Regions from separate parts of the Homo sapiens genome. Here region 2 is linked to region 1. The links are chromatin contacts, found by Hi-C or POLR2A ChIA-PET in ENCODE. All regions are on one chromosome and are shown on one strand. The core of a region is the stretch at or near the end of the contact, and the rest is flanking DNA. Distances in the headings are between cores, read along the strand shown.

The links. A loop is a pair of places that touch in the nucleus more often than their neighbours do. ChIA-PET counts read pairs that join two places held with the same protein, here RNA polymerase II (POLR2A). Pooled maps may share reads with other maps.
Region 2: POLR2A ChIA-PET joins it to region 1 with 13 read pairs in activated CD8-positive, alpha-beta memory T cell. The contact joins two enhancer-like sites. A Hi-C loop is called at or near these places in 1 of 168 maps with a recorded cell type or tissue (heart left ventricle) and 2 of 50 pooled maps. POLR2A ChIA-PET finds 5 or more read pairs at or near these places in 3 of 52 experiments (A549, OCI-LY7 and activated CD8-positive, alpha-beta memory T cell).

The regions. Positions count from the first base shown.
Region 1 is chr15:101,004,832-101,010,521 of GRCh38, reverse strand. LRRK1 (leucine rich repeat kinase 1) reads right to left here. Exons shown (of 34, transcript NM_024652.6): 7 at 1,459-1,685; 8 at 1-72. Among named protein-coding and RNA genes, the nearest start is that of LRRK1, 88 kb to the right of the region's middle. RefSeq lists enhancers at 1,936-2,265, 3,244-3,538. Within about 2 kb of position 1,986, at least 17 of the 41 ENCODE cell types and tissues checked have a DNase peak (open chromatin) inside an H3K27ac peak, as active enhancers do.
Region 2 is chr15:101,205,041-101,210,680 of GRCh38, reverse strand. All of the region lies in intron 2 of CHSY1 (chondroitin sulfate synthase 1), which reads left to right. Among named protein-coding and RNA genes, the nearest start is that of CHSY1, 44 kb to the left of the region's middle. RefSeq lists a silencer at 4,787-4,952. Within about 2 kb of position 4,265, at least 9 of the 41 ENCODE cell types and tissues checked have a DNase peak (open chromatin) inside an H3K27ac peak, as active enhancers do.

The DNA.
Region 1 (5,690 bases), core at 737-3,236:
AGTTTTGAGAGGTGCAAGAATCCAGGAGGGAGGTGGGACAACTTGTTGCTGGAAATGTCAATTTCAAGTAGCCTGCGATGGAGAAGAAGGAAGGCAGGCATCAGAATAAAGAGGGAAAACACCAAATTTACATATTTTTCTATAAACCAAGAGGTGTATTTTTTTTCTTTTTCTCCCCATGCAAGGTTAAAGAGTGTGCATTGAAAATGTAGTGCATATGATTTTTAATTCTTTTGAAGAACTCTTACTGTGTCCTGTGTAGATAAAGACAAACCTCTCATCGGTGGGCCCTGGCTCCACTGACCAACAGGGATTCGAATCCTTCGCAGGCATGTAATAGCAAAATGAGTAGGTTCCCTGAAAGCTGCTGAGACCACAGAGCAGGGCTTTGAACCTTCTGGACCTGTCCATCTGGCCCAGGTGAAGGGCCTCACTTGGACGGCACTTGCTTTTTAAGTTCTGGTGTGCAGGCTTCTTTCCCGTTCTCACTTGGGAGTCCCATGGATTAATGCCTACCCCAAGCTCTTTCCAACATTCTTGACTCTTGCTTCACTTAGAGCCTTGGTTTTTCATTTTAAAAATCGATTCAACCCTTTATGGAATGAGGACTTGCAGTTATGTGTCCAAAAGAAATCAGGCCAGGTGCGGTGGCTCATGCCTGTAATCTCAGCACTTTGGGAGGCCGAGGCAGGCGGATCATGAGGTCAGGAGGTCAAGACCATCCTGGCCAACACGGTGAAACCCCGTCTCTACTAAAAATACAAAAATTAGCTGGGTGTGGTGGCATGTGCCTGTAATCCCAGTTACTCGGGAGGCTGAGACAGGAGAATTGCTTGAACCAGGGAGTTGCAGGTTGCCATGAGCCGAGATTATGCCACTGCACTCCAGTTGGGCAGCAGAGTGAGACTCCGTCTCAAAAAAAATAAAAATAAAAATAAAAAATAAAGAAATCAACTAAGGTCATTCCTCCTTCCATGCAAGCTCAGGGGTAAGGCTCAGGTCTCCCTCCAAGGCCTCCAGAAGAAGCAAGCCTGGACTGCCCACACTGTCCACCTGCTGCCAGAGTCCTGCAGAGTTAACCCTTTCTCTGAGGCCCTTCCCACTTTCCCTGGAAGGCAGAGTAAAAGCTGGTGCCTCAGAGCCCCATTGCATCCACCAGTGTGGGAAGGTTTGGCTGCCCTCATCTGATTCCTGGGCAGGACCAAGACAAGCATCTCAGGCAAGCATTCGCATGTCCCCGGGTGAGCTGTGTAAACTTGGGCCAGACAAATGATCTCTCTAAACCTCTCTGTTTTAACCTGAAAGGGAGGCTTGCCTCAGGGTAGGCAAAACTCCTTCTCCTATTTTAGCCAGAACATTTTTCCCCCAAAACCACAAAATACAACCCGGGAGCATGTGCAGGAGCACAACGGTGACAGCGGGGTCACACACGGCTCCGGTCACACCCCGGGGAGCCACCTGGAACAGATGATTTCGTCCGATGACTGCACGCCAGGCAGCTCCCCCAGGTGGTTGTCGGAGAGGTTCAGCTTCCGGAGATTGATGAGGCCCCAGGGGATAACCGAGGGGAGGGTCGCCAGGCAGTTGGCAGAAAGGTCGAGCTCCGTGATCTGGCAGGAGATGTCTATGAGCCAGTCTAGGTCTACCCAGGGCAGTCTGAGATGGGACCATTTCACACGGAGAGCCTGGTGGTGGAAAGAAAGGAAAAGCACATGTGGAGGGTGAGTTCAGGGCCCACATGGGCTTGGAATAAAGCAAGGGTTAATGCAAATGCGCGTCTGTGTGCCTGCTCCAGCCCGGGTCCCAAGAGGCCTGCACATGTCCTTCTCGGCCGCCGGCACCTGCCACGGTGGTGGGTGCAGAAGAGCTACCTGTTCCCATCGGCACCTGCGTCTCACAGGCAATCTGTGCACAGCGCCTGCAAGTCACCCTCCAACCTCCAGAGGGCGCCGGTGGGCGCGGGCTCAGTGCCGCCCCTCAAGAGGCGGCTCACAGGGAAGAGCGCGGCGGGATTGTCCACGTACAGAGGAGACCGCTGAAGCGTCCAGGCGCCTCCCCCAGACTGGAGAAGAAAGCTGACTCCCAAACCCAAGTCTCTGACCTCCCTTCAAGGCGGCCTTTCCTGTGATCAGAGGAGCTGCCGCCTGCAGCTGCCCGCACCGCGCCAGGGTGCTTGGTGGACAGGCTGCTTTCAGAGCGAGCCTGAGATACAGACAGACGATGGCCACACAATATATAAAAAACAGAACTCTGGCCCACGACCCACAGTGACCTGCCTAGGAAACCAACCTCTTTATCTATAGCAAACAGCCCGGGAAGCCAGTCTCTTGCAGGAGGCCAGCCTCTTTTTTTTTTTTTTTTTTTTTTTTTTTTTTTTTTGAGATGGAGTCTCGCTCTGTCGCCCAGGCTGGAGTGCAGTGGTGCGATCTCGGCTCACTGCAACCGCCGCTTCCCGGGTTCAAGCGATTCTCCTGCCTCAGCCTCCTCAGTAGCTGCACCACCACTCACGGCTAATTTTTGTGTTTTTATTAGAGACGGTGTTTCACCATGTTCGTCGAGCTCAGGCTGGTCTCAAACTCCTGACCTCGGGCAATCCACCCACCTTGGCCTCCCAAAGTGCTGCAATTACAGGCATGAGCCACTTCTTATCTCTAGTAACAACCCAGGAAGCTAAGCCATCATTTCCGTAAAAGTCAGTCTAAAATGGCCAGGACTTGGTTAATAACTGACCGATTCTCTAATTTTTGTCCTCACTTTCCATTTAGGACCAACCCGAGAGAGCCAACTTTGCACCCCTACCAATCCCATAGGATGCCCAGCCTGCAGCGAGGCCCCCCAGCTTCCCCACGACAACGGCCTCCCGGCAGGAGGCCCCGGAGGCCTTCCCTTTGTCCCACTAGAAAGCTCCCGCTCCTCTGCCAGCCTGTGGGTCTCTGCCACACGCAAGTCCTGGTGGCTGGCGCTCTTGCCGTTGAAGTCCTGCTAAACAAAATGTCTTTGCTCCACTCATTTCTCACTGGTCTTCCTTTATTTCCACCAGAGGGAGTCAGAAGGGCCAGCGGTTTTCCGGCATGGGGTGGTCAAAGGGACCTGGCGAAATATATGGGAGCAGGACTTTGCTCTTTCTTCCTGATTACCGAAGAATATTGGGCTCAATCAGGTTTCTGGGGAGAAGAAATCTGCTTTTGGGTCTGTTTCTTCGAAGCAACTGGAAATCCGTATTGGAAAATTAGAGGAGCAGAAATATGAACAAAAATTAGTGCTTCGCAAATGGGAAAATGTAACAAGCAGAGGCTACGAGAAAGGTCCCAATAACGTGGGATGAATTCCTCAAAAATTGGCGGCAGGTGACGGGCATCCCTATTTGGCCACCAGATGGCGATGAGCGCCTGTCTTTAGCTCCTCCTCCGCCCACTCCAGGAGTTTGGAAAGACTGGGCCTACGCCCCTCAACACTCCGTCCGGTCTTTGAACCAGAGGAATGAGGGACTCTGTCGCTCTGTCTGTCTGTCTCTCTGTTCACATGGATGAAAAGGGAAGGGCGGCACTGGATCTTAGGCCAGGAGGGTAGATTCTGAGCTGATTTTTTAAGACAAGTCACTCAATTGCCCTGGGCCTGTTTGATTGTTACTATTTTACTCCCCACATTTTAATTTTGAAAAATTTTTTAAATTTCAGAAAAGTTGCACTAGGACACAGTGAATACCTGTGCACTCTCCACCTCGACTCACTGATTGTTAAAACGCTGTCACATAGGCTTTTGCCCCTCTTTCTCCACACAAATACACACGCTTTTTATGTTTTGATGAATCATTTGCCAGTAAATTATACATCGTGATGCTTCACCCGTAAATACTTCAGCATGTATCCCTGAAGAATAATATTTTTCTACACAACAGCCGTATAATTATCATTTTCAGTAAGTGTAACATCAATACGATATTATTAAGTTCACAGCCCATGTTAGAATATTCTCAATTATCCCAGAAATGTGGTTTATAACTATTTTGTGTCCTGATCTGGGATCCCTTGACAATTGCATGACATTGCAATCACACACTGCATTACACTGTATGTTTCTTTACTTTTCTTTCATCTGGAAGAGTCTTCACACCTTTTAATGCCTTTTCTTTTTTTTTTTTTTTTTTTTATCACATTGTCGTTGCATTAAGTCCTGCAACTTTTAGCCTCTTCATCGGGGGCAGATGCTGGTGTGTTTCACTGCTTGTCTTATAGAATATCCCATAATCTGAATTTACTCAAGTTTTTCCTAAAGTTTAGATTAAAGTTAGCTATTTTGGGCAACAACCTTAGAGTCTAGTTGAGTGGTTCCCACTAAACCCCACCCGGGGCACCTGATATTAGGTGTTCCTGCTACAGGTGGTGCCCTGTTTGGTCTCATGGTTAAGGTGGTGTCTATCAGTCCCTCCTTTGTAAAGGTTAACATTATACCCTTTGCGATTAGTACACAATCTATGGGGTGATATTCTGAGACTATGTGACAATTCTGTGTTTCTGCATCCTTTTGCCCCATGGGTTTAGCCTCCGTTGCTGATCCTGGCCTGAATCAATTAGTACAACGGTGGTTGCAATGAGAAAGTTTTGCTAAAGCTACCTTTCTTTCTACATGTATTACCTGGCATTCTTCTGTATAGAAAAGCATTGCCTCCTCACCTGTTTAAGTATCACTATGGACTCATGGATTCTTTTTTTTCCCAAGTATCATTATTTTTTTGACACCCAAGTCATCCCCAATTTGTCCAGGGGGAGCCCCACTGGGGTGGGAGAGAGCCCCCTGTGTTCCTGTGACATATCGCTGTCAATTTTGGGACGCCTCCTTACTTCCCGGCAAAACAAGATCTTCCAGTCTCCTCTTGTACTTTCTAAGCCCAGGCCTTGATTCCCTTGAGCAAAAATTGGTATTTAGAAACCAAGATCTGGGTGTGAGGTGTGCTCATCACCGCTGGGGTGTCACTGCTTTTCAGCCCATTGATGGGACACAGCTCTGTATTTAACATGAGTGTGTTCTGATGCCTCCAATTCAATGCAGCAAAGGGGTTTTTTTCCCTCATCTTTCCATAATCCACAATTCACGACTGTATCACTCTTCATTCCATTATCATTGTTTTTAATCTGTTAAATAAGTGGCTTGGATCAGATGATGCCTAGGTCAGTTCTCGTCCCAATATTGTTTCCGGTGGTCGTCTTGCAAAGTACAGTGGCCTTTGGGTAGGAGTCTTTGGATAAGCATGACAGTCAGCCCAGCAACAGGCTGACAGGAAGGTCACCATGTGGACTTTGCAATGCCAAGTCAAAAAAGGCTCCACAGGGCCTGTCTGCCTCTCCTTCCTGGATTCACAGAGACACACCCAGGTCTCAGGGGCAAGGGCCAGACAGCTGAACATGGAATCAAGGTGTCCAGATTGCAATCCAACCCTCTCCACTCACTCTGCGTGGCCATTATGGTCTTTCCGTATGGAATGGTTGGTACCCAAACTGAAATGGCAGCCAAATGCAAGATGCAGGGGAGGCTGGTTATGGTTTTGGCTTTGACAACAAATCTTAAGTCTCTATTGAAAATCTTTAAATAAAACTCTGGGGACCATCATAAAATAAACAAAACAACAGCAAGTAATCAAATTATTACTGTAACATGACCCAATTATGGTACAAATACCTTGGGGAAGGGCT
Region 2 (5,640 bases), core at 3,016-5,515, 200 kb before region 1:
AGATATTGAGCTGAGTTTTGAATCAGCTGCTTCATTTTTCTAAGACTTGGTCTATTTCTGGCCCACCCCTGCTCTTAAGATGCAGTTCTCCTTTTCTCCCTCCACTTTCCTCCATTTCGCAGTCTTCTTGATTATGATTTCTTTAAAATCACAACTTAGATTCTAGTTTTCTTTGACTAAAAAAAACTATTTGTAATTTTAAAACTCAAGAAAATAGGATTTGAGATTCAAAGCATTACTTTTCCAGTATCCATCTAGTGTCTCTGTATCTCTTCTAGACGTTGTTTAAATGGGGATTAGTTTTTCTATTAAATGTAGGGTTTTTGCAATGACAGGAAGATAAAGTCTTAAGAGGTTTATGTTTAAGGTGTGATGGTGCCTTCAGCCTCTTTTTCTGCTAAGCACTTTTGCTTTGCACATTATGCAGAATTGTGGCTATAATAGGCCTTACTAACTCCCTGTGGCCAAGTATTTTTAAAATCTGACAATAAAAGGTACTGGCTAATCTGTTTAGTGAGTGATTATAATCAAATCATATTCCAAGGTTACAGATCTTGTTTTTGAACTTTGTTTTTTTCTTTTCCATGCTTTTTCCTAGAAACATTCAGAAAGTTTTACCAAGGTTAATCAGTAGGCAGGAAGAGAAATAACGGACTAAGAGTTGAAGACAAGTGCTTTAAGAAACTTACTCAGTATTTTAACGACACTAACTTGTAGTAACCTCAAAGAGTCTTCATTACAAAATTTAAGGCACTTGTATACTTTTTGTATACTTTCTGTGTTGAACTTGCCATTTCAGTTGTCATTCAGTACAGATCAGTCACATGCCAGTAGATTTCTTTTTAGCTTATAGTGTTGTCCTCACATCTTCCACACTAAGAAACTGAAGAATGCCACTATGTATCTTCTAAGAAAATACCTGTCTGTTGGAACAGTTTCTGATTCACTATTTATAACCTGCCCTGAGAATTAAACATAGAAAATATAGAAAGATTCATTTTTACTGCCCTTTCTCCTCCTCTGCTGACTTCATGCAAACATTTCTTATTGTTGCATAGCAACTGATCCTGCTATTTGTTATTTTTGTTTAGCAGGTTTTTTTTTCCCATGGAATATTGAATTCATATCACAATTTCCAGTCTCTGAAGCTCAGTGATAAAGGTTTTTACTTAACCCTTTTTCCTTAAAACAAAAAGCTTCACGGCATACAGGTATATATCGCTTTATTCTTCTTACGTAAGTCTATGTATAAGTTGAAGTTTTATTAAAACGGATGGCATTTTACGAACACTGGCATTATGTCCTTAGTCACTTTCAGTCTGAAACAGGTCTCCATCCTTTTCTTGATTTTTATGACCTTGACACTTCTGGAGCTTACAGACCAGTGGAATGTTTATCAGTTTGCATTTATTTTCTCATGATTAGGTTCAAGTGTGCAGATACTACAGAAGCGTTGCTGTGTTCTCTTTGTATCCTAACAGTTTGTGATTTTGGTTTGCTCTGTTATTGGTAGTATTAACTTTGGTCATTTAACTAAGGTAGAGTGATTAGGAAAACCTGGCCAGGTTTCTCCACTGTAAAGTTACTCTCTGTCTTTTTATATTTAGTGAGTGTCATTGTGGAGAGACTGTAAATATCCTGTTCCTCATCAAACTCCCACCCCCAATAGTTTTAGCATTAATTGATGTTTCTTGGCAGAATAAATGAATAGTGTGATGGTTGCTAAATGGTGATTTTCTAATCCAGTTATTCTTTCTACTTTTATTAGTTGAAAGTAAGGAAAAGCTTGTTCCTTTTCCCATTTACTTATGTGTGTGCTTGTATGAGTATACACTCTTGTATTCCTATTTTATTTAATGAGTTATAATCTCTTACCATTATTATACATTTCCATGTTTACATCACCTTAGACGTGTCCAGTGGCTGCTGTTTGTTGCAGGCTTCTGTATCTCTTTTTTTTTTTTTTTTGAGATGGAGCCTTGCTCTGTCACCCAGGCTGGAGTGCAGTGGCACGATCTCGGTTCACTGCAACCTCCGCCTCCTGGGTTCAAGCAATTCTCATGCCTCTACCTCCCGAGTAGTTGGTATTACAGGCGTCCGCCACCATACCTGGCTAATTTTTGTATTTTTAGTAGAGACGGGGTTTCACCATGTTGGTCAGGCTGGTCTCGAACTCCTGACCTCAAATGATCCACCCGCCTTGGGTTCCCAAAGTGCTGGGATTCCAGGCATGAGGCACCATGACTGGCCTTCTGTATCTTTTTGATATGCCCCTATAACTGTTTGAGCAATTTCTTTCTGGCATACTAAGATGTTTCAGGCTGTTATTTTTTCCCTGCCCTAGCCTTGCAGTCTGCCATCTCTCGAAGAGTCTCTGGTTCTTTTTAGTGGAAAACATTTAGAAGCCAAGATCTAGACTGTGGGTGTGCTCGTTGCTGTGGGTGTTGGCTGGCCCACTCCTGAGCAGTGGGCTGACCAGGGGAAAATGTGCATGTGTGTGTGTGTCCTTGGGTTCCCCCTGATACTCCAAATCCCATTTCAACCCCAAAGGGTTCTTCCTCTTCTCTCCCTTTCTGTATTTGTAATTGCTTTATTTGACAGTTGAGAAATCTAGCTGCTCATTGGCCTCAGCCACATTTACTTACTGCATCAGTTTCCGCTGTAAGTGAGCAATCCTCTGTTGCAATGCCTCCTTCCCGGTGCCTTCCCTATGTGACTCAACTCAAGGGTTGGCGGCCTACCTGACGCCCCAAGGCTGGGCCACTGCACCAGCCCACCCTCACCCCATCTGGGGACCCTATCTTGCTTGACCCCACTAGTGGCTTTTTACTTCAGGACAACGGGTGGGGCAGGGGCAAGAAGCCTAACTCCATCTTGAAATAAGCTTTTCAATTTTAGTTACTAGATTCCAGGTACTACCTGTGTCACATGGCAACGCAGCCCTCATTCTCAGAGGATTTTAAAAACCTGTTGGTAAATTTAGCAAGACTGAATATTTGCTTGGATAGTATATTCTGGAAGATCTATTTTCTTTGAGTGTTTATTTGTGCCAAATATTCAACTTTTTTTTTCTAGTAGATTGGGTCTTGTCTTAATTATTTCTGTATTCCATTTAGAGGTTAACATATGAGGCACTTGAGTGTTTGATGAATTAACAGATACAGAGCATATGAGAGAGGCACCTGGAAATTTAAGAAAAATATCCTGTTAACATTGAAATGAAATATTATATAACATACTAGAAGGTATTGTTGTTCACAGATAGCCAGCATCATGAGTTGGTTCTAAAAATCAGAATGAACAATTTTTAAAATACTGTTGTTAGTTGGCGAAGTGAAGACTTGGTGACGCTGATTCTTCCCATTCTGAAGGGTTATGTGGACGTAACTCTTTCCTTTGCTTTCAGCCAAAGACTTTTTATTTCCAAAAATGAGGTATAGAAGAAAAGACTTTTATTCCCATTTTGGATAGTGAGTGGCTTATTTTTCTTTTGACTGCAAATGCTGTGTTAATATAAAAAACATTTGTCAAGAGTAGACCCTTTCTGAGAAATATATTAGACAATATTTGTTTCAGTTATCTTAGTAGGATTTTTCCCCTTTTAGGTTTTGTTTGTTTCCTTTTGGCTTTGTTTTGTTTGGTCTTGTTTCTTTTAAATTAAACTAATTTTGGAATGTGCTGACACGCGAGAGTGGTACTGGATAGCCAGTGGAAATGCGTGGCATACGTTCCTAGAACATTAATTTTACCTGAGGTCTGGGAGAGAGACTTTTTTTATGAGATAAACATGGGTGTCCTAGAGTATCATTGCAAATTAGTGTGAATTTTTATGATTAAAAATGAGAAAAGAAATTTGGTATTTTTTGGAGGACTATTTTAGGCTGTGCCCCAAAACCCTGGGAATATTTGTTCACTCTCTCTGCCATTATGGCTGCTTCTGTGTAGGGAAAATAAAATGACAAACCTACATGTTTTCTCACAGATGATAAATGTATTTCTTCTTCTCTGTAGCCTATTAATTAATATCTAACACTGCTGTCTCTTCTAGCTTCCACAGTTTACTTTCTTTTGGTGCATAATTTAATGAGTGTTCGTTTATTTTCTGAAGTGTTATTTGTATAAAGTGAGCCCACATAAAAGCTTCTTTCCAAAGTGTTTTCATGGGAAACGGATCTTGGTGGTGATCTGTCACTTAGCACGTCACCGCCTTCAGAGCCCCAGCTGATGACTAACCCCACAGTGGGAGCTGCTACCCCTGCCTGTGGGTAGTGTGCCATGTCCTCCCTCACTGCGACCTCCACCCCTGCCTCTGACTCAGTGGTTCTCTTCAGTGGATCATATGAGTCTTTAGAAACAAATACCTGGTCGTTGGTTCTCCTGCCGACTCGAGACCTGGTGGGTTTTCCCTTGTCTGTCTAGTTTCACTCCGTGGCGCACGAGGCACACCATGCCTGTGCAGCCCTAGTCTTATCTCCTGAATCAAACCTCTCGCCTCAGAGGCTCACCCGGGGAGAGAAAGGAGAGCAGACAGAGATTGGAGTTTGAAATTAAACTTCTCATTTAGTATTGCAAACGTTATGAAGCATATATCAAAAATCAAATGTCCTGGAATCCTGCTGCCTTAGTGATGGAGCGTATTACTGTCTATAGGAACTTGAAATAGAAAACACTACCATACCAGGATCATGGGGTAGAGCAAATTAATAAACAATCTTCTTTTTTTTTTTTTGAGACGGAGTCTCTCTCTTTCGCCCAGGCTGGAGTGTAGTGGCGCTATCTCGGCTCACTGCAAGCTCCGCCTCCTGGGTTCACGCCATTCTCCTGCCTCAGCCCCCCTGAGTAGCTGGGACTACGGGCGCCCACCACCACGCCCAGCTAATTTTTTGTATTTTTAGTAGAGACGGGGTTTCACCGTTTTATCCAGGATGGTCTCGATCTCCTGATCTCGTGATCCACCCACCTCAGCCTCCCAAAGTACTGGGATTACAGGTGTGAGCCACCACGCCCGGCCAACAATCTTCAAAATTAAAATTCTTCACTTAGAGCAGAATAAGCATGTATGGGTTTGTGTGTTTAAATGTCAGGCTGCTAATACTAATAGTCGTTAGTAGAAAAATCAAGCTCAGTTTTGTGATCACAGTACTCTTCAGGTTTGGGTATGTGTCTTTTCACAAGTAGCTATAAACATCTGGTAGACCTGTGTGTTTTCTCTAGTTATCAGGAAACATTGTGGAGTCTATGTCAATTGATTACTAGCTTGTTTATATAAATGGGGAAATATAAAGACCAGGCTTTTTCTTAAACAACTGAAGAGTATGCTGGTTCTAGTTTCTTTCCTCTGAATCATGTGTGTGTGGTGGCAATTTAGTGACTGGGAGGCACTGGAAATTATTGGTTATAATAAATTGATGTCATGCCCACAGCACAGCAGGCAAAAAGGATGAATTAGAGACAGAAATAGTAATAGGGTTTTGTCCAGGAAACCTCAAGCATATGAGGTATTGCCATGTTGATTACTTTAAAAAAAGAAAAAAAAAGATAAAATATTAGAACTTTAAGCTTAATAAAAATAGATTACAGAGGAAAAACTTCTTGCTTTATGCTTCTGAAAATCTCTCTGAGTAGTTAAAGAGCTGTTTA